Linked DNA regions of Mus musculus: regions 2, 3 and 4 are each linked to region 1. Evidence: chromatin loops called from intact Hi-C (ENCODE). Cell type or tissue: gastrocnemius. All regions are shown on one strand. Each heading gives the region's core, and the rest is flanking DNA. Links, peaks and the distances in the headings are about the cores only.

Region 1 (6,121 bases), core at 1,343-5,342:
TGAAAACAGTTGGATCAGAAAAAAGACCCATCTCTGGTGGCCACAGCGTGGGTTCTCCGCTATAGCTGCCACTGGCTCCTTGGAGTTCTGCAGCCATGGTTTTTAGGTACTTCTGTGGAGCCAGTATCCTGTGGCAAGGGTACACAGGACCTGGGTGGGAAAGGGCTAGTGGAGGTCCCAGGTGCCTGTGCTTTTGAGCATGCTGACCACTGACCACAGAGAGGCAGCCTTCCCTTGCCCTGTCAGCAGGCCCCCAAGCTGCTTGCTATACATCCTCCCCACATGACCTAGATTACGTTGCTAATACACACTGGTCCAGCATTAATTCAAAGCAAAGTGCAGACAGATTTGCTCCTCAGCAGATCATAAATAAATCAGCTGGAGGCCCTGTTCAGTTGGAGGACTGGGAGTAGCCATAAGATCCCAGGCCATCCTCCCGTGCAGCACATTGACTCTGCATTTACAAAGCTCTTCCCATTCACACAGGCTAACAGGGACTCCTGCTCCTACCTAAGAGGTGCCTGCATGGCTCACACATGTACAGATGCACACACCACACACTAGCACTGAAATGTGCAGGCAAAATGAACAAGACAGATGCACGCACACAGACACACAGACACACAGACACACAGACACAGACACACACACACACACACACACACACACACACACACACACACACACGTATGCAGAGGCACATGCTCACTGAGATGACTCGTGGCTTGTGAGGACCATTGGAAGTGGGATACAGAGGCAGAACTCAGAGAGCGTAGATGCTGTCTTCTAGAATACCTGTTTGACTCTCCCTATTTGACTGGCCATTCACACAGTCCCCAAAGCAGCCAGATGTGCCATGCATTCAGATGGAAGTTTCCATGGAGTGTGAGTGTTCTGGGAGAGAGGGCGTGTGTGCAACCATGCGTGTGCTAAGCCACTGCCACGCTGGTGTTAAATGCCCAATCTCTGCCTCTGCTTCCTCCTCACCGGGAACCACAGATGAGGGTTGGTTAACCTCAAGATCCCACGTGTGGTGGGCAGTGTGACCCTGAGTCTCAGCTCGCCTTTCGCCCAGCCGCGCTTTAGGGGTGTCCTTCACATTGGCCTTGTTTACTGCTTTCTCCGCAGTGTAGATGGGCCAAGTGTACCTGCCTGTCAGCAGGCGGACTTGGGGGCCCATGCTTTCTTGGTTGGGGCCCTGCTGCCATGAAGGGCAGTTACTTGATTAATAGTAATCAATGCCTTCATGTTTCGTCCCTGTTGGTGACAGTCTCCTTGAGTCTCATGTACCCAGAGTCTGCTCCTCTGTCTGACTTGGGGTGACTTTTGCTATCTATCATGAAAGAACATGACCAAAAGCAACTTGGGGAGGAAAGGGCTTTGGCTCACCCTTTCACAGCACTGTGCAGTCATTGAAGGAAACCAGAACAGGAACCCAGAGGCGGGAGCTGATGCTGAGGCCGTGAAGGGGTGCTGCTTACAGGCTTGTTCCTGCGGCTTCCTCAGCCTGCTTTCTTATCGGACCCAGGACCATCAGCCCTGGGGATGGGACCACCCACAAGGAGGGCTGGACCCTCCTTCATCAATCACTAATTAAGAAAGTACCTCATCGGCTTGCCTGCAGCCTGATCCTGTCTCAGTGAGGCATTTTCTCAACTGAGAGTTCCTGATCCCAGAGGAGTCTAGCGCGTGTCAAGTTGATAAAAAATGATCCAGGACATCCTCCTGCTGTCCCTGCTGTTGTCTGTGACAATGCTTACCTGGATGGTCACCGTGTGTGGCTTCCAAGGGGAGCTCAGCCCCCACGGCCAGCTTTGGATCAGGACAAGAGGACTGCAGAGGACACTCACGTGGACAAGCCTGCCATCTCGTCCCTGGCTCTCACAGACTGCTCGAGACCTCGGCTTCCCACAGCAGCGTTTCATTTGTGAAGTCCAGTGCTTTGAGCGCTGAAAGCCTCTGAAGCTCCCAGGAGTCCCTGCGACTTCTGCTCTTGAAGACTCTCTGCAGGGACCTTCACATGCGGTCCCGCCCTGTTCTTCTGAGTCGCATTCTCCTAACCCCACCAGAGGCCACTTCCTCTCCATCACTCATTAGTTATCTTCCTCTGTAACTGCCATCCAGTGTGATAGTCACTGACCACGTGTGGCCGCTTAAAGTTAAAATGGAAGAAAACAAAGTAGTTGTTTCTGCTCACACATGGCTAGGGGCTGCCACACTGGGCAGCTGCAGTCTGTGACACGTGTCATGTAACCAGCACATGCCTGGCGTTCAGAGGCAAGGGCAGTGACTGTCCTGGTCTTTTGTTCAAGAGGAAGAAGAGCTGCCATCACCCTGCTAGAGTCTGTGCCATTGTACCATGCGGTAACTCGGGGAGGCACAAATAGTGGCTCTTGGTGGCCTTCCCCAGGCCCTTCCTCCACCCTGTCACACAGTGCCATTAGCTGCTATTCAGGGAGTTGACAGTGGCTGAGAGGGAGCCAGTGTGTCAGAATACTACTTGTTAATCCAAAGTAGAAGGGGTGCCTGAGGAGAAAGATCTTGGCAGCCTTGGGCAGCCCTCAGGGAGGACACTAACAAGTGCCCTGAAGCCACAATGGAGACAGTGAGTGGCAACTCCCCCACTACACACACACACACACACACACACACACACACGCATGTGCACATGCAACAATTTCTTTGTGAGGTGTGATGAGTTCTTTCTGAGCACAGATTGATTTGACAGAGCTCACAGGAGCTTTTGACAGAGAGACCAGGGAAAGTGAGGGCAGAGGCTCCTGAGCCAAGATGGCTGTGAGTTGGGTATATTCACACCATTTTTGACATCAGAGGCTCTGATTCTTCTCCAATGTTCAGAGAGGGGCTGGTTGTGCCCAGTGGCTGCTGCTGACCTGTGGGTTCCATCAGTCTCCCTGTCCTCCAGAGCCAGGAGTACTTTGATCATTGAGTGTTTGAGTCCCTCTGCCCTCCACCAGCGCATAGCATGCACCTGTGCCCCAGGGAGCCTTGGGGCTGGGGACACCGGCCCAGAGCCAGGCATAAGTAATACTATGCACAGGTGGGAGGAGCCCACCCTGTTCTGTGACCCCATCCCTGTTCCTGCCCAGAAGGACCAGGTCCCATGTGTTTCAGGAAAGTCTAATAAAACTGTGAGTCTGCTGGCTGACTCCAGGCATCCTCAGCCAATGCTAAAACAAACAAACAAACAAACAAACAAACAAAATCTGAACCCACAGGAGCCAACCAGGCAGCCTAGGGAAGATGGGTAACCTCGGGAATATGGCCTTATTGTCCTGGCGCTGCCCTTGTGCACTTACTGGGCCCTCACAAACTGTCCCTTTATGCTCTCTGGGCAGTCAGCTGTGAGGCCTGGGCACCTGGTAGGAGGAGCCCAGAGGGTAGTTAATGACCCACCTCCAGTGCCCTCCTGAATGTGCAGCTTCATACTGACCACACGAGGGCGCCATTAGTCAAACCATTGTCAAGTCAGGTTTACTGTGAGCCCCATGGCTCCTCTGTCTGGCCTGGTTTCACTTACTCCCCCTCCCCCACCCCTTCCATCCTTATAACTCCTTTGTAAATCTTGTACACTGTATTCCAACACCTGCTTTTAAATACCAGTGTCACTAAGACAGTGACACTTGGGTAGGACGAGACATTACACAATCAAGGGGACATGTCCCACTGGCAAGAGAGGTTCCATCTGTGGTGAACCTATCCTGAGACCCCTGGGCCTCTGGTCAGCTCACTCCAGCTGCCTCTCTCCAGGCCCCCACCCCCTCTGCTGATCTCACATGCCTGTTCCCTTCATCCAGGCACCACAGGGGAACATGTCGCCTTGACCAGCCCTCTACCAACCACTGGGATGCCAGTGTTCATGGATTCAGGTCGTGGGTTCTTAGTGCTGGTTGCTGTACCCCAGCCCCAACACCCGCTCACTCTTGCTGCTGGCCCTTGAGTGTTTACTGTTACCCATGATGCACCTACTGATGAGAACTATAAGGGCTAACTTCTCCTGGGCAGATGATGTCGATGACAAGCCAAGAAAGGTCCATCCAAGTCCGTCTTTTCAAAGTCATGCATTGTCTGGGTTTCTTACATGTTCATGGGTTACCCCCGAACAGCTGCACCACAGTAAAGGCAACCCCAAACCATGTAGAGCCAGACAGGATTATGTGCAGGGAGGCGGGTAGGAGCGGGGTGCCTAGAATCTCAGGTGGAGTCCAGTGACTCCCCCCACCCACTCCTTCTATGAGGGGATAGTAGGTCTGAGCTTGTGAGTACTCACAGGTGTTCTGATTTAAAGAGGGAAGCAACCACGCCATGCCCAGAGGACATAGCATGAGTTCTTGTAGGGCCTTTCTCACTGATGTCACAGGGCTTGGGGTATTTGACCTCTGCTGCCCCAAACCAATGTGAGATGGAGTAGGGCCTCCTGATGCCCCTACTGGGTCCAATGAGAAGATCCTGCTGAGCTAGGTCTTTGCGGAATTATGACCCAGCTGGGCATTTATGTCTGTTGCAGGACAGACCCTGGCTCTGTGCCTGTCACTCTATGACTGCTCTTTCTGTGGTGTTGACAGACCTCGGGCCTTCAAAACAATGGCCTCAAAGAAGGTTTCAGCAAATTCCACACTCCTGAAACAGCTTTTGTGAGACTTCTGGGCCTTTTTTTGATAAAGTAACCCTCAAATTTAGCTAGCATGCCCACCTCGGAAGCCTACCTTGCATGTTTTAGGGCTGAGGACCACAGTGGGGGGCAGGTCTCTATCTGAGGCCCCCATATGCTGCCTCCTCCAGTTCTTCACCTTTAGACAGCCATAGCTGTCTTTCAAGGCCCAGGGCAACTCCCTTCAGGAGCCCGAGGAGACCACCGCCATCCTCCTGAGGCCATATCCAGTGCCTGGCTTGCAAGAGACACTGTGAGGATGGGTCCACCTTCAGCTGAGCCTTCTCATCCTATACATTAGTGCTCCTGCTCCCTGGCATGTGAGGGAAGGAGGGAAATGTTGGCAACAGGAGGAGGGACTGCCTGAGCCCATGTCGAAGGACACAGGATAGGGCTGTGGCTTTCTGAGGCTGGAGGGTGCCAGTGATGGTAAGGAAAGTGAGGCTGCTTCATTCCAAGATTTCCTCAGTGAGTGTGACCCTAGGAGGCAGCCATTGTGTCCTAGTGACCAAGTGTGGTAGGTCCAACCATCTGGGCTCTGTGACAATGGGGGAAAAAAAAAAAACTTTTCGGTGCTTAACAAGATAGAGCCCCACCTTCACAGAGTCACCATGAAGCCTTGGCCAAGGACTGTGGCATTGTTAGTCCCACACCTGGCCCATAGCCACACAGAAAGTCAAAAGGTCCTCACCCAGAAAGTGGGGCCTGGTCCCAGCTGGCTGGAATCGTGATGGAACCTCTTGCCCCAGGAGTTCTCTGTACCCAACTGTGAGCTGCTGGGCAGAGGGAATGAGGATACAGGTGCCTGGCCAGGCTCAACTGCCAAGCCATCAACTAGCTACAGTGGGTAGACCATCCATAAATATACCTCTAAATGTTGATTTTAATGCATATGTATGCTATAAATTAATATGGTAGCTGCTTTTCTTTATCCTAGCGAATTCCCCAATAGTGATACAGAGAGATCAAGACTAGCTTAAGGCTTTACTGCAATACCTAGGCAGTCAAATGATATATTTTAACCCTCTTAGCTAATCTGGCTACCTCCCAGTTAAAACCCCATAATACTTGCATTTAGAGCTTTCCATGCTCTAACTGAACTCTCATGATGTCTGCTCTCTTCCCTCCTTGTGACTCAATCTGTTACTCTTCTTTCTCTCTCCTTCCCCTGGCTGGCACATGTCCCACCCTAGTCTCTCTTCTAGCCCAGGCATTGGCTAATCAGATTTGTTGACAAGGCAGATAATAAATGGTGAGCATTGTTTACATAAACTTGAAACAGGAGATTCTTGACTTAAGCGTTACAATGCTGTGTCCAGATTGAAACAAGATAGAGGGCAGAGAAATCAGCATTTGAATAGCACAATAACACAAGGATAATATTTAGGGACTGGTACCTGTGATGCTGACAATAGACTAAACCTCTGAAACTGTAAGCCAGCCCCAATT
Region 2 (6,121 bases), core at 1,128-5,127, 240 kb after region 1:
ACAGAAGACTGCGAGGAGCGTCCGCAAGGGGCTCAGCGACTCGGAAGAGCTCTGAGTATGCAAATAGAACACTTTGATTTTCTTCTGTCAGAGTCATCGAAAAGACGAGCATACTTTCGTATTTAATTTTTTTTCTTCTATGTATTTATTTGTTGATTTGTTTTGGGGGGCACCGAACACAATGGTGCAGAGGTGGAGGAACAACTTTCAGGGGTCAGTTCTCTCCTTTTGCGGGAGCAGAAGATAAACATCATCCCTAGAAGGCAGAGAGATATGGGAAAGGTCACAGAGAGAGAATCATGGTGGCAAACGGGTTCTCCCGACCTGAGACCAAAAAAAAAAAAAAAAAAAAAGGCCTGGGGATGCTATGGGGGTGTTGGGGGGGGGGATCCTTCCAGCGCTCCCGTTCCCGTTCAAGCTGGTCAGATATGTACAAGGCCTGTCCTAAGCATGCTTACCCAAAGTGTGGGCATATATACTCCCCTTTCTTTGTTTAAACGGAACAGCCCACTATCAGGGGAGGGGAATTTGCCCTGTGCTACCAAAACAACAGAACAATTTAAAAGACCTAGGTTGGCCCAGGGAATTTAGCTATCAGTGTCCTCTCTGTTTTGCAGAGAGTCTTTCTCTCTGTACTTTACTCTCTGACTCTCTCTGTTTCTCTCTCTCTGCCTCTGTCTCTCTGTTTCTAATTCTCTCTCTGTGTGTTATTTGTGTTTTTGTGTACCTATGTGTGTGTGCATTCTTCGCTTGTAATAAATTTTGTCAGCCGGGTGTGGTGGCGCAAGCCTTCAATCTCAGCACTCGGGAGGCAGAGGCAGGCGGATTTCTGAGTTCGAGGCCAGCCTGGTCTACAAAGTGAGTTCCAGGACAGCCAGCGCTATACAGAGAAACCCTGTCTCGGAAAAACAAAAACAAAAACAAACAAACAAACAAAAAACAATAAATAAATAAATAAATAAATTTTGTTGCCTGTTGCTGCTGCTGTGTTTGAGACTTTATTTTTCTGTTTTTAAAAAAGGATTTATTTATTTATTTGAGCACACTGTAGCTATTTTCAGACACACCAGAAGACGGCAACAGCTTCCATTACAGATGGTTGTGAGCCACCATGTGGTTGCTGGGAATTGAACTCAGGACCTCTGGAAGAGCAGTCAGTGCTCTTAACTGCTGAGCCATCTCTCCAGCCCTCTTTATTTTTCTTTTATGAGTGTTTTGATGCATATACATGCACCACAAGCATGAAGTACCAAAGGAGGCCAGAGGAATGCATCGGCACCCCTGGGAATGGAGTTACAGACAGTTGTAAGGCACTATATGCTGGGAACTGAGCCCAGGTCCTCTACAAGAGCAGCAAATGCTCTTGACCACAGAACTGTGTCTTAAGTACCATGCCTTTTAATTCTGGTAAATCCTCACATTCTCCTAGCAACATAGAAATATGACCTATATACAATAAAACTCACCCACTTGATGTTTCCAGTTTTCAGTGGCTCTGCTGTGTGAGCCTCAGAACAGTGTATCTTTCAATGCCCAGATGGCTGCATGACCCTAAACTCTTCCTCGTGGATGGTCGTCACACAGAGGCTTTTCAAGGGCAGAGGTGAGCATCAGCGTCCTATCCACCGGGTGCTGCGGGTGCTGTTGTTTCTGCTATCATTGAGGCTGTGCTGGGCATTACTGAGGCTGTTGGAGTACCATGGACATCGGGTCTGCACCTCAGCAGGTCCATGTTTGCTTTACTCTTCTGTCCCTTTAATCTCGTATCTCCTCAGTTCTTTGATTATTGGTGCTTTGTGGAAGTGCATGCGTGCGTGCGTGCGTGCGTGCGTGTGTGTGTGTGTGTGTGTGTGTGTGTGTGTTGTGCATTTCTTGTAGCTTCTTGCTGTGAATGGACCCATGTCTTCCTTACACATAGGAATGTTTGTCCCATAAGGCAAACTCTGCCTCTTCTCTTTTTTGTTTTGTTGCGGGCGGGGGGCGGGGGCGGGGGCGGGGGGCGGGGGGCGGGGGCGGGGGGCGGGGCGGGGGGCGGGGCGGGGGGGAGTATGTCCAGGCTTCACGCCTTGCTGGCTAGCGTCCAGGAGACCTACCTTGTCACCTAAAGAGTGAAAGCTTGAGGTCCTGCCCCGTGTTGGTAAGGAGATGCATCAGGATGACAAGCCTTTGCCACCAGAAACCCTCGGGAGTTTTTCCACGTAATGAACCTCCACGCAGGTCAATCTGAGTCTGCACTCCGCTGCTCCAGAGGAGTTGAAGAGCAAAGATGGTCACTGATCTTGTTTCCCATTTTTCTCCCAGTCAGAACCTCTGGTGGCAGAGATGTTTGTGTAGTCACATGGTGGACCCAATGCTTGTTGTTATGTCCCAGCACACGATCAGGAGTCCCCTGACCCTTCAGGCCTTCAGGAGGGGTCACCATGACCTAGCAAGCGTATCTGTTCTCCTCATTGCTCTAGCTGCCGCGTGGTACCTGCTCACTGGGGTGCTCAGTGGTTGCTGACCACAGAAAGCCCACAGATGACTATTTTCTGCCATCTGCTTCATCTGTGGTGGTTTCACCTCATCCTGCGGCCTTCTGTTGAACTCTCAGAGGCACTGAGGAGCCCTGACAGAGGGCAGGAAGTGGCTAAACGAGAGTGCTTTTCCATCCTCTCAAGGCAGAACAAAACCACAATACTCCCCTCTGCTGAAGGGGCCATTTTGGGGGCTGGGCCAGGGGCCGGAAGTATGTTCCTCCTAGAAGACAACATCAGGCCAGGGCATGGAAGGCCCAACCCCTGCCACAACCATACCAGTAGGCATTGTGCTCAGCAATGTTTTAGTGCTAAATGCAGTGTCCCATTTAGAGTTCTAGGTCTTACCCCATCTCCCTAGAAACCCAGGCAATGACCTGTGAATTTGTGTGCCATGCCTGCCCCTCCCCCATGCTCCATTCACCTCAGTTTTAGTCTGGTAAAGTCGCAGGGCCACGGAGAGTGGCAGCAGCTGGTTGTACTTGCTGGGTTTGCACAATTGCAGCTGTGCCCTGTAGCCCTGCCAATGCTGCCATCTGGAGGTTAGCAGTGCCCCCTGGTGGCGCCTGAGAATCAAGAGTCACGGGGACCTGGGTACAGAAAACTGGACAGGCACACTGATCCACCACATGACTTCAGGGCCTCCCAGTCTCTCACAATGTCCAGCACCCAGCTCAGAGAACAGAATCTAGATGTAGAGAACCCGAGGACATGGGGAAAAGTCACAGGGGAAAGGCAGAGGCAAGGGGATTTCCCACTCCCTTAGTGTCACTGGGACTGAACCATTGAAGTAGCCCTCAGCAAAATGGAGCCAAAACCCCTCTGCACAAAGGCAGGTTGCTGCCTGTAGCCCTCTGCGCTTGTATGGGAAGTGTCTCAACGCCACCACGCCCGGCTATCTCAACGCTTTCTTAGCAGGAGTCTGCACACGGATTTTCTAGCAGGCTACTACTCTGAGTTAATTAGTGATGATGCGCTTTTGGATGCATGGAGCAAGTTCCATGCCTGGCAGTGGTGGAGCATGTGCATGCTTTTAATCCTAGCACTCAGGAGGCAGAGGCGGAGGTGGAGGCAGGAGGATATCTGTGAGTTCAAGGCCAGCCTGGTCCACAGAGTGAGTTTCAGGACAGCCAGGGCTACATAGAGAAATTCTGTCTCAACCAATAACTAACTAACTAACTAACTAAATAAATAAATAAATAAATAAATAGTAAAAAATAAATAAAAAATAAAAGCTCTTATTGTCATCATAGAGTCAGCTAAACCATAGCCACAGCCACCACTCAGCAGACTAACACACAAGCGAGCAGTCCTTGGTGTGATCAGTGCTTTCTCATAATGTTTAGAAAAGTACAAAGACTTCCATTAAGAACTTTCAAACTTAAGGCTGAAGAGATGGCTCAGTGGTTAAGAGCACTGGCTACTCTTCCAAAGGACCCAGGGGTTCAATTCCAAGCATCCACATGGTAGTCTCAACTGTGTGTAATTCCAGTTACGGGGGTGGGAGGGCTGACATCCTCACAGAGACATCCATGCAGGTAGAACACCAATGTTAATAAAATAAAAGAATAAAAAGGTGAAAAAAAGAGTTTTCACAATTAAAATATATCTATAGAAAGGTTGGGTCAAGGCTCAGTGAGGGCTTTCCTCTCTGGACTAGAAGTCGCCAGATCACCCCAAGCTCTGGCCACGGGTAGGTCCTCAGCTCCTTAGGTCCTGTTACTCTCTTCACTAAGAGAAGGGCTTGTACACACAGGGGAGGGCTCCCATCCCTGGGACAGAGTCCCTTCTCATTTCAGAGTGAAGGGTCCTCCCCTTTGTACTTTATCATAGGAAGAGACTGACAGCTGACTGCTTTAGAGGGAGGGAGGGGGAGGAGGGAGGGGAGGAGGGAGGGAGAAGGAGGAGGGAGGGGAGGAGGGAAGGAGACTTTCAGTGGGCTGTGACAACTGGTATTCCCTTCACTTCTTTTCTGCCCTGCCTCCTTGAGTGTCCTGGGCTACTTAGATGTCCGGCCACATTGTATCACCACTGAAGTAGCAAGTCACCCAAGTGTGGCCTTGACACATACTAGAAGAACCTGTCCATCTCTGGCTAAGAGTTAACCTCAACAAAAGGGTTGTTAGATGATGTTAAATGTTGCTGATAAAACTGTTGGTGAGGGCTGGTGAGATGGCTCAGCGGTTAAGAGCACTGACTGTTCTTCCAGAGGTCCTGAATTCAATTCCCAGCAACCACATGGTGGCTCACAACCACCATAATCAGATCTGAAGACAGCTACAGTGTAGTTACATATAATAAAGAAATATAAAAAAAAACCTGTTGATGAGGGACTGGAGAGATGGCTCAGCCGTTAAGAGCACCAGTTCTTCCAAAGGTCCTGAGTTCAAATACCAGCAACCACATGGTGACTCACAAGCATCTGTAATGAGATCTGACACCCTCAAATGTGACACCCTGAAGTGTGTCTGAAGACAGCTACAGTGAACTCACACATAATAATAAATGAATCTTTAGGCCGAGCAAAGGTCCTGAATTCAATTCCCAGCAACCACATGATGGCTCACAACCATCTGTACAGCTACAGTGTACTCATATACATATAAGTAAATCTTTTTTTAAAAGCCCTGTTGATGATACACCTCGATTGAAAGCACGCCTTTTGCTGTTGAGATTGTCAGCCTTAGACTTGCCCCTGGAGCCCTGGCTATATTTAGGAAGCAGTGCCTGACATACATTCACTGAGCTGCGCTTATGCAGCGCCAGCTGCCCTGAGTTCTCCAAAGGAGGCCCGAGGAAGCCATATTGCAGCCACAGGCGCTCTCTGCTTATGAACTTAAGCTCTTGGAGCTGCAGCTGTAGGCCCAGCTCCAACCATTTCATCTGCGACAGACTTTATTTATGCCATTCCAACCGTCACTGAACTCTAGAGAGCCCTACAGCCTTTCTACCTACACCAGAGGAGGAGCCTTTCCTGTGCTAGCCCAGCAGAAGGCCTGTGATTGGGGCAAACACAGTCTTTTATTTGCATAGGAGGACTGCTGTGGTCAGCCAAGAGTAGTTTTTCGTTTGCACTTCGGGACTGCGCTACAGGTAATGCAAGGCCCGTAGTTTCCCTTAGAGGTTTGCTGTGATTGCCACAGAAGTCCTTTCTTTGACCATCTAAGCAAGCCGTATGGCTCAGCTGGCGAGAGCCCTTCCTAAGATGCCTTCCCTGAGGATGCAACATTAGGCTCAATAAACTGTGTTTGTCAAGTGCTCTCTTTTGTTTGCGTTTAGTAGAGCTGGCTGAGCTGATAGCAGGAAAACGGAGCAGTAGAAGCAGCAAAAGGAGAATGAGTGGTGGCCAACAGGCCCAGAACAGTGACGCTTGCTTCAATTAACAGCAGCAGCACCTACAACAGGATTCGGATACACAGGCCTGGTAGCTGTGATGCTAGTCGCTGCCAGGGACTAAGGGATCACAGCGTTCTAGGGCTATACAAGACCTATGACACTCGCAGAGCTAAGAGTTCTTTATCCCCCAGGCCTGCACAAGAGCCGTTAACATTTCTCACCTTAGGGACAAGGGACCCCAGCAACCACACAAAAACTGTAACGCTAAA
Region 3 (6,121 bases), core at 966-4,965, 250 kb after region 1:
CTCTGGGTTTCTCTGGGCAGGTGCTGGGCAACCAGGCTTTGCTGATTGTCAAATGAGGGGCCCCGTCTGGGAGGCTCCCCACTCGTGCCAGCAGTCAGGACTCCTTCAGCAGTGCTGTCAGGTCCCGAAGCCTGAGGTACTGGGTGGCTGGCCTGTCCCTGACGCTGGGTCTGTTTCTGCAAAGCCAGGCCACAAGACTTCGTAGGGTTCCCTGGGGTAGCTAGATTCTTGCCAGCCTGGAGACTTCCTCCTTGAGTTGGGCTCTTTTCCAGCCTCTTTGGTGGTCTTGAGGGATGTTTCTGAGTCCTGTCCCTGTGCTGACAGGAATTCTCCTCCACCGGTATCTTTTCATTAGCTACTGGGTCCTGAGAAGCCCATGCCTGAGGATCTACCACACACAGTACATCTGACTGTCCAGTCTGGTGTAACCGTACATGTCCTGTACCAGTTTCCTCCGATCCGAGCTGTCTCTGTGGCCTGCCCACGTCTGCCTGTGTTGGCAGCATCTCTTTGGCTTCACCTCCCAAGGTTTCTGCCTGGGGGGCAGACCTATGCTCTACCTTCTGGTTGGGAACAGGAGGCTCTGGACTGTGGGCTAGCCCCACCTGCCTGGTCTCTCCCTTTGCGGCTGGTCCTGTAGGGGAGTGTGCCGCCCTAGAAAGATATTGTTCTTTCTCAGGATCCGTTCTGTCCAGTGCCCGTGGGCCCACAGAGGGCCGCGGCGAGTGGTCCAGAGTCTCTGCTGGTTCTGTTTGTGGCTCTGGGGATGCTGTGCTTTGGCACAGAGGGTCTCTTTCCACCGCTGTAATTTTGTTCCGTGACTCACTTGAAACACATAGGGGAGACTTAGTAGACATCAGGCAAGAATCCCCAGCTTCCTGTGTCTGAACGACTGGGGCTGCCGACATTAGGGGACGGCTCCCCGTTAGGTCTTCAGTGGTTCTACTCGCATGCTTTGAGGACCTGCTTGATACCAAAGAAGAATGGCTGTGGGGTCCTTGTGTTATCTTGTCTTTATAGTCCCGGACGCTTCCTGACCATGGTGTTGTCTTCTTTTCAGGGCTTTCTTCTCCATCCTGGGCATCACCAGCCTGTGCGGTCACCTCGTGCTCAGTGTCTGGGGTAACACCTATCTTGTATTTAGTGCCCTGCACACCCCCCGGCTGTGAAGACGCCTTCTGTCTAGTGTTTTGGGCACCACCTGCCCATGTGGTTGTTTTGTGTCCAGCACCTTGGATGTCACTTGCCTGTGACACCATCTTATGTTCAGGGTCCTGGGCACCACCTGGCCGCAGTGTCGTCAGTTTAATATCTTGAGTCCTATCTTGCTGTGGTGTCTTGTGGTCAATATTCTGGGCTCCGCTTGGCCCCAGTGTTACCTCGTGTTTAGGCTCCTGGGAACCACCAAGGTGTGGCGTTGTGTTGGGCTCCACACCCTGGGGAACATGTGGCTGTAGTGTGATCCTGTGTGCATCGTTCTGGGTACCACATGCCCATGACATTTGCGTATGTCTAACATCTTGGGCACTTGTCTGTGGCACTGTCTTGTATTCAACCTCCTTGGAGTCACCCGTATGTGGTACCACCTTGAGTTCAGTGTCCTGAGTACCAGTTGGCCATGCTGCTGTCTTGAGTTCAGGGTGCTGAGTACTACTTGGCTGTGGTACTGTGAGATCAGTGACAGTCCCTATTGCCTTTCCAGAGGCTTTGATCCTTGCAATAGACTGATTATTTAATGTGGTCTGGCTGTTGCTACCCAAATCATGGCTGCTGTTTTCCTGAGTTCTGCCTGGTGGTTGAGCTGACTCATTCTGGGGTCCTTGGCACTCTTCCTGTCCAAACTGGATGCTCTTCTCCAGTGCTATAGAACCGTCAGGCCGTATGCAGTCCTGGCTTGTCACCATCATCGTGGTCGATGTCCCTTGCTGGAGGCCAGTGGTCGAGCAGGTGCCCACTCCTGCATAGCTTCTCCCAGCAATGAGGTACGTGGAAGGGCTGTCACCACTGCAATTCCTGAGGTCATGTGACTTCTCAGGGCTCTGTTTTCCCTCTGTTCCACCAGGAAACGTCTTGGAAGGACTTGGTATTAGGAACCTCTGTGAGGCATCACCTCCTACGCTGGCGCTATCTCTTAGGTCTTCCTGGAGTCCGTACTGAGTTGCAGGACAGAGACTCACGGGTACCCCACAGGGGTGACTCTGCATTGTTGGGGCTGGGGGACCCCTCCTATCCTTGGTCACAGTGGAAGATGCCGCCTGTTCAGTTCCAGCCATGACCTCTCTTCTCACAACCGGAGAACATTGGTCTTCACGACCAGGAGAGGCTGGCATCTCATGAACGATGGGAAGCTGCACGGTGATTTGTGGAGGATTGATAGCGGGCTGTGCTCGCCGCTCAGCCTGGACTGCTAGCGGGGCAAGGAGGTGGATCTGAATCACAGCCTCCTGCTCTGGCAGGTGCCTCTGGGTGGCAAAGAAGGGCTCTCTTTCCAAGCCTGAGGCTGTCCTTTCGGCTTCATCCTCAGAGCTGCTCACAGTCATGGCAATTTCAGGGGCCCCTCTTAAATTATCCATTGCTCCCTGTGCGTCTGCTGCCACCTCTTGTGTACTGGGCTCCACTGTTCTGTCCTTTCCAACTGCTCCAGTACTTCTGGGGCTGTCCAGTCCACGTGAGGACAACACTGGTGCATGGCCAGGCAGAGCATTGCCATTAGTAGGTATGCCAGAGAAACCCACGTCAACCACTGCCTGGGGCACTGAGGACAGGAGATGTTCCTTGCTCTCCTTGTTTTCGAGACCTTGTGTTCTGTTTCCAACAGGCTCCAGGTTTTCTGAGTTGGAGAACGTGTTGGCTGCCCCGGTGGGCCAGCGTCTGCACTCCGAGTGACTAAGTTTTGCACAGTGGGACAACCAGCTCTGGGGCCCGCAGACGATGGTGGCGATGCTGAGGGCTGGCAGAGGCTCAGCTGTGCAGGCCAGAAACTGGGCAGGGGGGATTCTGGTGCAGCTGGTAGCCATGGTGGCCACGTGGAGCACCCGCACTTGTGGCCTGTGCACTTTCCTCTTCTGTAGGTTCTTGCTCTTCAGTCCCTCCCTGTGCAGGGGCAGCACGCCTGCCTCCGAGTACAGGCAGCTGTTGTGTTCGAATCTTTCCCTCAGCTTGGAGAGGATGGAGCTCTGGCCCACAATTCTTGGCAGGAGGCCCCTGGCAGCTCCAGGCCGCTGGGCAGGGGGCTTCTCACCTACTTCGTTCTCCTTGGCCGCCTTCTCTTCTGCAGCCAGGAACTTCTTCAGGATGTTTTTCACAGTGCCCTTCCCGCTCGATGGGCTCCACCGGACCTTCTCACTGGCTGGGGTCCTCTGGCTGGAGCTTCTGCCCACTTCCTTGGTCTTTTCCAGGAGCTTGTTGATGGTGGCATTTACAAAACTCCTACCAGGTCCTTGCTTGTCTTTAGAGATCAGCCGACCCACATCCCGGGTCTTCTTGAGGTGGAGCTCCCGGCCAGTGCCCATGAACTTAGCCTGTAGAAGCTGGAACCGTGTGGGTCTCCGGCCCGCCTCCTGGAGTTGGAAAGGGCGGTTGGTCCTGTGTGTCCTGTCTTCCACCTTCTGGGGCCCATCTGCATGATCCAAGACATAAAGCAAGAGGCTGCTGAGGATGGTGCGGGCTGCCTCATCGCATGTCCTGCTGATCCTCTTCTTTAGCATCTGCGCGTCCATGGCTATCTTCCCACAGCTGATCCTGGGGCTCTCGGAACTGTGGGAAAACAAAAACCAAAGCCCATAACGGTCACATATCTCATTCATTTTTATAAGCTAAAGATCATCCTGATTTTATGTCAACCCAGGCTAGAGTCATCTGATAGGAGGGCACCTCAAGAGAAAAACCTCCATAAGATGACAGGCAAACAAACCTGTGGGGCATTTTCTTAACTAGCAATTGATGGGGGGGAGGGTCCAATCCATTGTGGGTGGTGCCATCCCTGGGCTGTGGTCCTGGGTTGTAAGAAAGTAGGTTGAGCAAGCCATGAGGAGCAAGCCAGTAAGCAGCACCCGTCCATGGCGTCTGCATCAGCTCCTGCCTCCAGGTTCCCGTCCTGTGTGAGTTCCTATCTTGGGTTCCTCCAATGATGGACTATGATGTGGAAGTGTAAGCCAGATAAACCCTTTCCTCCCGCAAGTTGCTTTGGTCATGGTGTTTCATTACAGCCACAGTAACCCTGATGAGGACATCAAAGTTCCTGGAGGACCCCTGTGCCTCATTCTCAGGAGTCAGGACCTATCTGACCTTCAGGCTGGGGCTGGTCCTGAGCACTTACTGGGAGGCCTGTGCCAGCCTGACACATATGCATTCAAAGAGCTGACCCATTAAGTAGGGGTATTGAAGGGCAGTGCTGTGAGCATTCGGAAAGCCTTGGCCGACTCTGAGTAAGTACAGCGCACTGGGTAAAAATAACTAATCCTGAGCCGCAGCTGTGCAGCTGCCACCAAGAGCTCCATTGTTCTGCATAGTCAGTCAGGATACAAAAGCCAATCACTGCAGTGGCTGCTCTGTCTTTGCAGGGATAAACCAATCCTGGGGCGGCCCCAACACTCCCCTGAGGCCCAGAGTGGAAAGGCATTGGTCTGTAGAGCCATTGGTCTGTTTCAGAGTTCAGGAGCCAGTAGCCTCTGGGCTCAGGCTTGCCCCTGTGGCAACAGTTGCCACCGTCTTACTGCCTGACCTGTCTCCCTGTTCAGGTGGCCCGTGGACACGTCTCTTCACACCGATCTGGGGCTTCAGACTGGTCTGGAAGCTGTCCTGGGTAGAGGGAGACCTCCTTTCACCTAAGGGGGCTCACCATCTGGGGACAGCATCAGCAGGGTGATTCTGAAGAGTCTGTGCTCCCTGAAAAGCCACCTGCGAGTCTTCACAGCTGCCTGCCTTGGGCAGAGGGTGTGGGGTTGGGGTGGGGCAGGCTGTGTGCCGCTGTCAGGCTTCAGGGGATCTGAGCGTAGTGGCGTGGGTTTGAGTGGTCCCAGATTTCCAGCCTCTGAGGTAAGTAAGGTGGTGCGGTCCTGGGAGCTGGTTGGCTTTGACTGTGGGTGCCAATTTTTCCCTCTCCCAGGGCGTCTTGTAACTGGTGGCTGCTAAGTTCTACATCTTGGGGTTGACCCAGATACAAGCTTCTGTACGGATATCTGGGGTTTCACAGGCACACCGTGTGCCTCTGAGCTAAGCCCTTGTACCCCAAATTCCTCCTCCTATTAACTGTACCCCTTGGACATATAGGAGCTTTCCTAGCCTCCATCTACCTCAGCCTTAGGGCCCTACAGCTTTAAGATGTGTCAGACTGATGCTGGCCCCAGGAAATGTTCCCTGCCCCTCTTCCAGGCTTGCCTGCCCCACATGCACAGAGCTCTTGCCGGCCACAGGTCACATGACCACACTCCTCTGCCAGCCACATCTAGCCTCCACTCTCTTGTTGGATGTTCTTTGTACAGAGGACAACAGCATCTCTGACCCACCCTAGGCTGGGCACAGCCACGCCCTTCCTGTGTTGTCCTGGTTGCCAACGTCTTCTGTGGGTCTGGTTTCACATGCCTACTATCCCATCATGAATATCAGCACACAGGATCTCAAGCAGGGCTGGGGACTCAGAGCCGGCTGAATTCATGCATCTGCAATTACCAAGCCCATACCCTCCAGCAGGGCTGGGACTGGTCTACACACGCTTCACTCTACAGTCTCTATGAAGAGAAGCTTGACAGTTATCATGACCACCCATGCCAGGCCACCAGAGCCCCCTTGTGTGAGCTTCCAGAGCCACAGAGCCTGTGGAGACATGAGGGTCTTGCTCCTCAGGCCTGGGGTACCAATAGACTCACCTGAATCAGGTCCTCTGAGGAGGCTCAAAGAGCCTGTGTACCTCTTGGGGCTCTGTGGTCACACAGTGTGTGAGCCAGCCAGGCTGTTTCAACTGTCTTAAAACTTCCTCAGGTGAGTCAATAGCATGACTGAAATAACTACACTGATGACATCCAGTCGATATTCTGAACGACTGACTAAAGGCCACGAGGCCCAACCACGCAGGACACTTGTCATTCCCAAGTTCCTCTCTGAGGGCTCCTGAGCCCCATGG
Region 4 (6,121 bases), core at 1,110-5,109, 220 kb after region 1:
GGCCTCCGCACCCACCTGGGCACCCGAGCTCGCGCCGCCTGCGCGCGCTCTGCGGGATCCATGCGGAGAAGGGCCAGGGACCGCGGGACTCACAACCTCTGCAGCCCCGAGCGCTGGACCCCGGTGCGCCGCTGGCCCCGGGGCGCGCGAGTGCTTCCGGCGGGGGCGTGGCCGAGACGGGGGCGGGGTGGGGACGAGGGGCGGAGTCAGTGGGGGCGGGGCGGGGTAGAGTGGACGGAGCGGGGCTGGGGTGGGGGCGGTGTCGGAGATGGGAGCGCCTAGGGACCCGAACCGAGTGCACCTGCTGCAGCCTGGCACTAGGGATTTGAAAATCCATGGAGATGGAAACCTATGCCGAGGTTAGAAGACCTGGATCCACTTTGCAGGATTTTAAATATCCTTCAAGCCTCAGTGCCTGGCAGACTGGACTTTGGACTTCGGACTTCCAGCTCCGATGCTGAAAAAGGAGGGTTTTTTTGTTTGTTTGTTTTTCCACTTTGCTTCCTTGCTTGTCGAGGCTGAGAACATACGGTGTTTTTGAGGGCCACCATCAAAGGGTACTCGCTTCTCCAAACCTTGGAACCCGAGGTCTAGCCTTGGAAAGAGTTGCCGCCTTACCATCTCTCCTCGCCTAGGGAAGCCCCAGCTGTGTGCGCTACTGCAGGGTCACAGTGCCGCGGTGCCGAGCTTCTTTCGTGGTCCCTGTCGCCGTCCGTTTCTTGAGATTTCAGACTCTGGGCTTGGAAACCAGTTGACTGCCTTTCTTAGCGAGGTGCCCTCGGAAACCTGTGGAGGAATGTTTGGATTATGAATGCTCACCGTGCCGAGGTAAAGCATAGGGCTTTGGCGCCTTCGGGCCCTGTGGTCAGCGGTGGGACGGATCGGACGTTGCAGAAGCACTTTTCTGTGGTGTTTAGAAGGTGCTACCCACCTTCAGCTGACTGTAGTTGGAATGACCCTCAGCTGGACTTTGGGAACTCACTTGAACTAGTTAGAAACTTCAAAGTACCTAGCAGGAAGCGGCGGGGGTGGGGTGGGGGTGGGATTAGAATTTAGCCTGGTCCACTGGGACACTTGGATACCCCACTGTAAATGATCCTGACCTCAGCGCCAAGAATACAGGCAGCACCCGGTGGGACCGGTTCTCTCTCTCTCTCTCCCTCTCTCTGTCTCTCTCTCAAGGCTACATACGCAGCTCTGCCCTTTACTTCATTTTCTCTAGGTTTTGAGACTACTGTAAGACAGATGAGAAAACCTGAGGTTTGTATTGCTTTCCCTCCTCCTTGCTTTGACCAAACTCTGCTGAACAAGGATTCTCTACCAAAGCCTTGGTGCCTCCATCTTTCTTTCTTTTATTTTGTATTTATTTATTTATTTTATTCTTTTTACTTTCTTTTATTGGGGGGGGGCAGTGTCTCACTGTGTAGCTCTGGTTGGTCTGGAACTCACTATGAACACCAGGCTGGTATTGAACTCAGAGAGATCTACCTGTGCCTGCCTAACACACACACACACATCCTGAGCAATGGGAATAAAGGCACATGCCACCATATCTAGCCCCATCTTTCTTTTAGAATACAGCAAGAAATGAACCTGAAAATCCAGTTAGAGCTGCAGATTTGAGCTTCTCTGTTGACATTGGATGAAACTTAGTGCTGGCATGAGCAGAACCCCAAATTCTAGCTCCCACAGTCGCCCAGAGTGCTTGCTGCCTCTGGGGAAAAACGTGCAGAGATCAGCTCAGCCCAGCAGTGAACAGTGTTTTAACACCAAGTGTCCTTGCCAGTGCTCTGACCTTGACCTTTCCCCAGTGGTGACTCAGACCACAGACTGGACTACATTCTCTTCATACACAACTTTCCCCTTGGTCTGACCACACAGAGCTGGAACATTTCCTCCTCCATATTTCCTCCTCCTCCTCCTCCTCCTCCTCCTCCTCCTCTTCTACCTCTTCTTCCCGCTCCTCCTCCTTCTTGTTGATTTAGTTGGTTAGTTGGTTAGTTGGTTGGTTGGCTTTTTGAGACCTGGTCTCTGTCTGTACTTCTCTATCCTGGAGCTCACTATGTAGACCAGGCTGGCCTTGAAACCACAGAGATCCTCCTTCTTCTGCCTCCCAAGCCTAAGTCTTTCTTCCCTGTGACTTCCCTGTGACTGGCTGTTGCAACCAAAACAAATAAAAGAGACATTTGCAAGGTCAAATATGATAGCCCCCTCCTTGTCCCTTTTCCATGTCCAGCTCCCACCTCTCAGTCCGGCACCCTAGCCTCCAAATGACATCTCTAATACCCCTCTCTCTGTGACTCTTGCCCTTCTGCTGATGGAGCCTGGGAGTCCCACATGGATCCCTGGAGTGGTCCTGGCCTGTGGCTCTCATGCAGGCTGGGAAACATCTATGGGCCTCCTACACTTAAACTTGAGAATGAAGGCATGCTCTCCACTGTGAGAGTTTCACGGTCAAACATGACCACAGGGTGGGATGCTGGCACTAGCCGAAGTTAGTTCGATAAGAACAGCTGCCCTGGAGGAAGAGTGGGGAGGGAAGATAGAAGGCTCCAGCAGAGGTTGGTCCTCTTATCTCACCAAGCTCCCCTATGGGGCTAGGAAACCTAAAGGCTGAGTGCCTCTAAATAAGTAGCCTCTCTCACTGCATACCCACCTCCACCATGTATCTTAACATAGCCTGACCCACAGTGGCCCACAGTGGTCCTCCATACCCTTCCCAGTCCTAAGCTACCTTCTGAAGAAGCCACTCTAAAGCCTGGGGTAGACAGCACGGGGCAGTGCAAACTCAGCACAAGGACCCAGGGTCTGAGAGAAATCTAGCTTTACTTCAGGAGTTAAGCATTTCTGAGGCTGTTCCCTCAGAGTAAAGCAAATGGAGACAGACCCAAGAAGAGTGGATGAGGCATTGCTGTGGATGAATAAAGATGGCAACAGCTGAACCCACTGACATGTCTGCAGTACCAACTACCTAGGTGACCAGCCAGACTGCATCAGCTCCCTGGTTCCCATCCCCTTCCAGTCCCCATCTTAACTGCTTTTCTATTGCTGTGAAGAGACACCATGACCAAGGTAACTTATAGAAGAAAGAGTTTATTGGTGCTTATAAGTTCAGAGGACTAGAGTCTATACCATCATGGTGGGGAGCATGTCTGAAAGCTGGCAGGCATGGCACTGGAGCAGTAGCCGAGAGTTCACATCTCACCCACAAGTGGGAGGCAGAGAGCTAGCCAGAAATGGCCTGGGCTTGGGCTGGAGAAATGGCTTAGTGGTGAAGAGCACTGGCTGCTCTTCTAGGGGTTCAATTCCCAGCAACCACATGGTGGCTCACAACCATCTGTAATGGGATCTGATGCCCTCTTCTGGTGTGTGTGATCCCAGCAACAGTGTACTCATGTGCATAATATAAATAAATCTTAAAAGAAGAAGGAGAAGAAGAAGAAGAAGAAGAAGAAGAAGAAGAGGAGGAGGAGGAGGAGGAGGAGGAGGAGGAGGAGGAGGAGGAGGAGGAGGAGGAGGAGGAGGAGAAATGGCCTGGGCTTCTGAAACCTCAAGAACCCACCAGTAGTAACACACCTCCTCCTCCAACAAGGCCACACCTCCTAATCCTTTCCAAACAGTTCCACCAACTGGGGACCAAGCATGAGCCGGGGAGGGGGGGGGGGTGGTGGTGGTTAGCATTTGAACCACCACACACTCTGCCTGTCATATGGGAGTTGGGGGTAGAGAGGACGCCCAGGGCTGCTTGAAGCTGTTGATCCAGTCTGTCTGTCATACACCATTCTTTTCAGAACTCTCAGACCAGTTAAGTGGGGCTGGGTTGTCTACAGTTTCCTCACAGAAATTACAAAGCAAAGTGTGCGACACCCTGATGGGCCACAGGTTACCATGTGCGCAGGTGCCCCTGCAAGCCAGAAGACTTCTGGATCTCCTAGAACTGAAATGACTACAGGCAGTCATGAGCCACCATGTGGTCGTGGAGACTGAACCCAGGTCCTTTGCAATAGCAGCAAGCACTCTCTTCTGCTAGTCCACCACTCCTGGCCACTCCCTTTTCCTTGTGTCCTCCTCAGTCTATTTTGCTCTACCCATAAACTCGTGGGTGTGGCCATGAGTGGAGTGTGACTAACCTAAGGGCCACGCCCATAAAGGAACTGACTCTCCCTCTTCCTGAAGCCAGCAGCTGGCTCCTCAGCTATGGGTGGAGACATGATTCCTTCTTCCCTCCTCAGCTAATTATTTTTATTAAAAGAATGATTCGTTGGACTTCATCTATCCCCCGTTAGCTTGAAAGCAGATGGATAATGAACATCCCTGATTTGTGCTGAAAGAAACAGCTCCTTGCCTAGTACTTTGGATGCAACTGACCATAGCTCATGTGACAAGCCAGACGTAGGCCCTCCAGCCCTGCCCTCTGCTTCAAAAAGCTTACGCAGGTGTCTTTGCTGATCCACGTGGCTCTGTCCCTCGCCTTTACCCTACTCTGAGCAGGGCCCCTCTGGGCAGCAAGTTCTCTCGACAACCCTTCATCCAGTGCCACACCCGCTTTTCTGATTCTGACAGAAAAGCTTTCTGTCCCTCCCGTGACCTGTGACCTTACAGCCAGGATGGTCAGGGCTCTCACACACTGCTCTTTTCTCAGGTATAAGTTTACCACTTACTGCCAACCACTCTCAGTCCTCAGCTTCTGTGCCTTTGGCAGGCTCTTGAGCAATCTCACAAGAGAAGAACATAAAGTCTGCACGCGGCTTTAAAGACCTTCCAACTGACGGGGGCTAAGGCCAGCAGCAGGACAGCCCAGTGGTAGAACATTTGCCTTTGACCCTCAGCACTAGGACAGACAGACAGACAGACAGACAGACAAAAGCTAACATGAAACCCTTCCGCTAAATAAAAAGGAGAAGAATTATAACATCTGCTGTGGCTGGATGATCCTCTGGGGAGACTTTTGTTTGTGTTTGAAATTTTCCATCCTTCCTCTTGGAAGCTTCCACTGGCTTCCACCCCAGCCCTGTGCCCTGGGCAGCTTCCTAATGTAGAAGTGAGGCAGGACGCACGCCACCTGTCCAGATGCTGCGGTCCTGAGGACCAGGTCACAGTGCACACTTTTCTCTGCAAAGGGCTCAGGAGAGTTACTGCTTCCGTGTCCAGGCAGTGGGGCAGTGCAGAGCCATGAATAGTGATGAATGGATCAGCTTAGAGGGGGACCCCAGTGACCCCAGAAAATGTTCAGATTGTGCATGTCTTTAATACCAGCACTTACGAGTCCTGAGGTAAGTCTATGAGTTCTGGGCCAGTTTGGTCTATTGGTCTACATACTGAGTTCCAGCCAGGGCTACAGAGTGAGACCTTGTCTCAAAAACAAAAGAAAACAAACAAGCAAAACCCTGAATCTTCAGATCCTCTCCTTCAGAACTTCCCAGGTCCTACTTAGCACTTTGGGTGAGGCCTACACAGGGCCTAAGTAGGGGTCTAAATAGGGGCCATCTAGGCTACCACTTCACCCTAGCCTCAGGGTCTTAGGAAGGACTGGCTTAGCTCAGCCAGACCTGTGAGAGTGACTTCAACAGGTCACTTGACTTACAGGAGAAAGCAGGGTGGCAGCATGACCAACCTCAGGTCCCCATGCCTTTGAGCTGGCGACTTCATCCCTGTGAGATCCTGAAGTCTGGGGCTGGAGAGATGGCTCAGGGGTTAAGAGCACTGAAAGAGGCACTGACTGCTCTTCCAAAGGTCCTGAGTTCAAATCCCAGCAACCACATGGTGGCTCACAACCATCCATAATGAGATCTGACAAGCCCTCTTGTTGTGTCTGAAGACAGTTACAGTGTACTTACATATAATAAATAATTCTATAAAAAAAAAGAGAGAGAGATCCTGAAGTCACCGAATGTAGAGTCACCTGAGCAGATGCAAAAGGCACTCCCAGCGCCTGGCAGCCCATCCCCTGAGATTGTATCCAAGGGAACTTTAAAGAAAGCAAACAGGTTTAGGGTGGTGAATGGGTGGGGCTTGGGGAAGCTGGGTGGGTCCAGACCTGCCAGTTCCCTGAATGGATCTCCGAAGGGTCATCATGAAGCTGGGGACTGGCTCCAAATGCAGCTTGTAAAACAGAGTGTGT

Evidence for each region. Hi-C counts contacts between places; a loop is a spot of excess contacts. Peaks named below come from ENCODE experiments on the same cell type or tissue, not always from the same donor. Only the 100,000 strongest peaks of a DNase experiment are listed, where the experiment ranks them.
Region 2: it touches region 1 in a loop (9-fold over the local background); 16 of 42 quality-filtered maps call a loop at or near these places.
Region 3: it touches region 1 in a loop (2.4-fold over the local background); 18 of 42 quality-filtered maps call a loop at or near these places.
Region 4: it touches region 1 in a loop (4-fold over the local background); 15 of 42 quality-filtered maps call a loop at or near these places.

The regions. Positions count from the first base shown.
Region 1 is chr8:12,975,470-12,981,590 of GRCm38, forward strand. The region is part of intron 3 of Mcf2l (mcf.2 transforming sequence-like); the gene reads left to right. Among named protein-coding and RNA genes, the nearest start is that of Gm38671, 31 kb to the left of the region's middle. In gastrocnemius, for the core only: a CTCF peak has its summit at 3,458 (motif pointing right); a DNase peak (open chromatin) is centred at 3,459.
Region 2 is chr8:13,211,041-13,217,161 of GRCm38, forward strand. No RefSeq gene overlaps it. Among named protein-coding and RNA genes, the nearest start is that of 2810030D12Rik, 13 kb to the left of the region's middle. In gastrocnemius, for the core only: a CTCF peak has its summit at 3,076 (motif pointing left); DNase peaks (open chromatin) are centred at 2,101 and 3,050; H3K4me3 peaks cover 525 bases; H3K27ac peaks cover 2,385 bases.
Region 3 is chr8:13,221,943-13,228,063 of GRCm38, forward strand. It overlaps a transcript of Adprhl1 not described here. Among named protein-coding and RNA genes, the nearest start is that of 2810030D12Rik, 24 kb to the left of the region's middle. In gastrocnemius, for the core only: no CTCF peak of the experiment used is centred there; DNase peaks (open chromatin) are centred at 2,996 and 3,145; H3K4me3 peaks cover 117 bases; H3K27ac peaks cover 977 bases.
Region 4 is chr8:13,200,466-13,206,586 of GRCm38, forward strand. It overlaps 2810030D12Rik (RIKEN cDNA 2810030D12 gene), which reads left to right and starts at 317. Exons shown (of 2, transcript NR_166508.1): 1 at 317-828; 2 at 1,223-1,325. It overlaps Grtp1 (GH regulated TBC protein 1), which reads right to left and starts at 159. Exons shown (of 8, transcript NM_025768.2): 1 at 16-159. The coding sequence starts at 62. In gastrocnemius, for the core only: a CTCF peak has its summit at 3,228; no DNase peak of the experiment used is centred there; H3K4me3 peaks cover 736 bases; H3K27ac peaks cover 3,368 bases.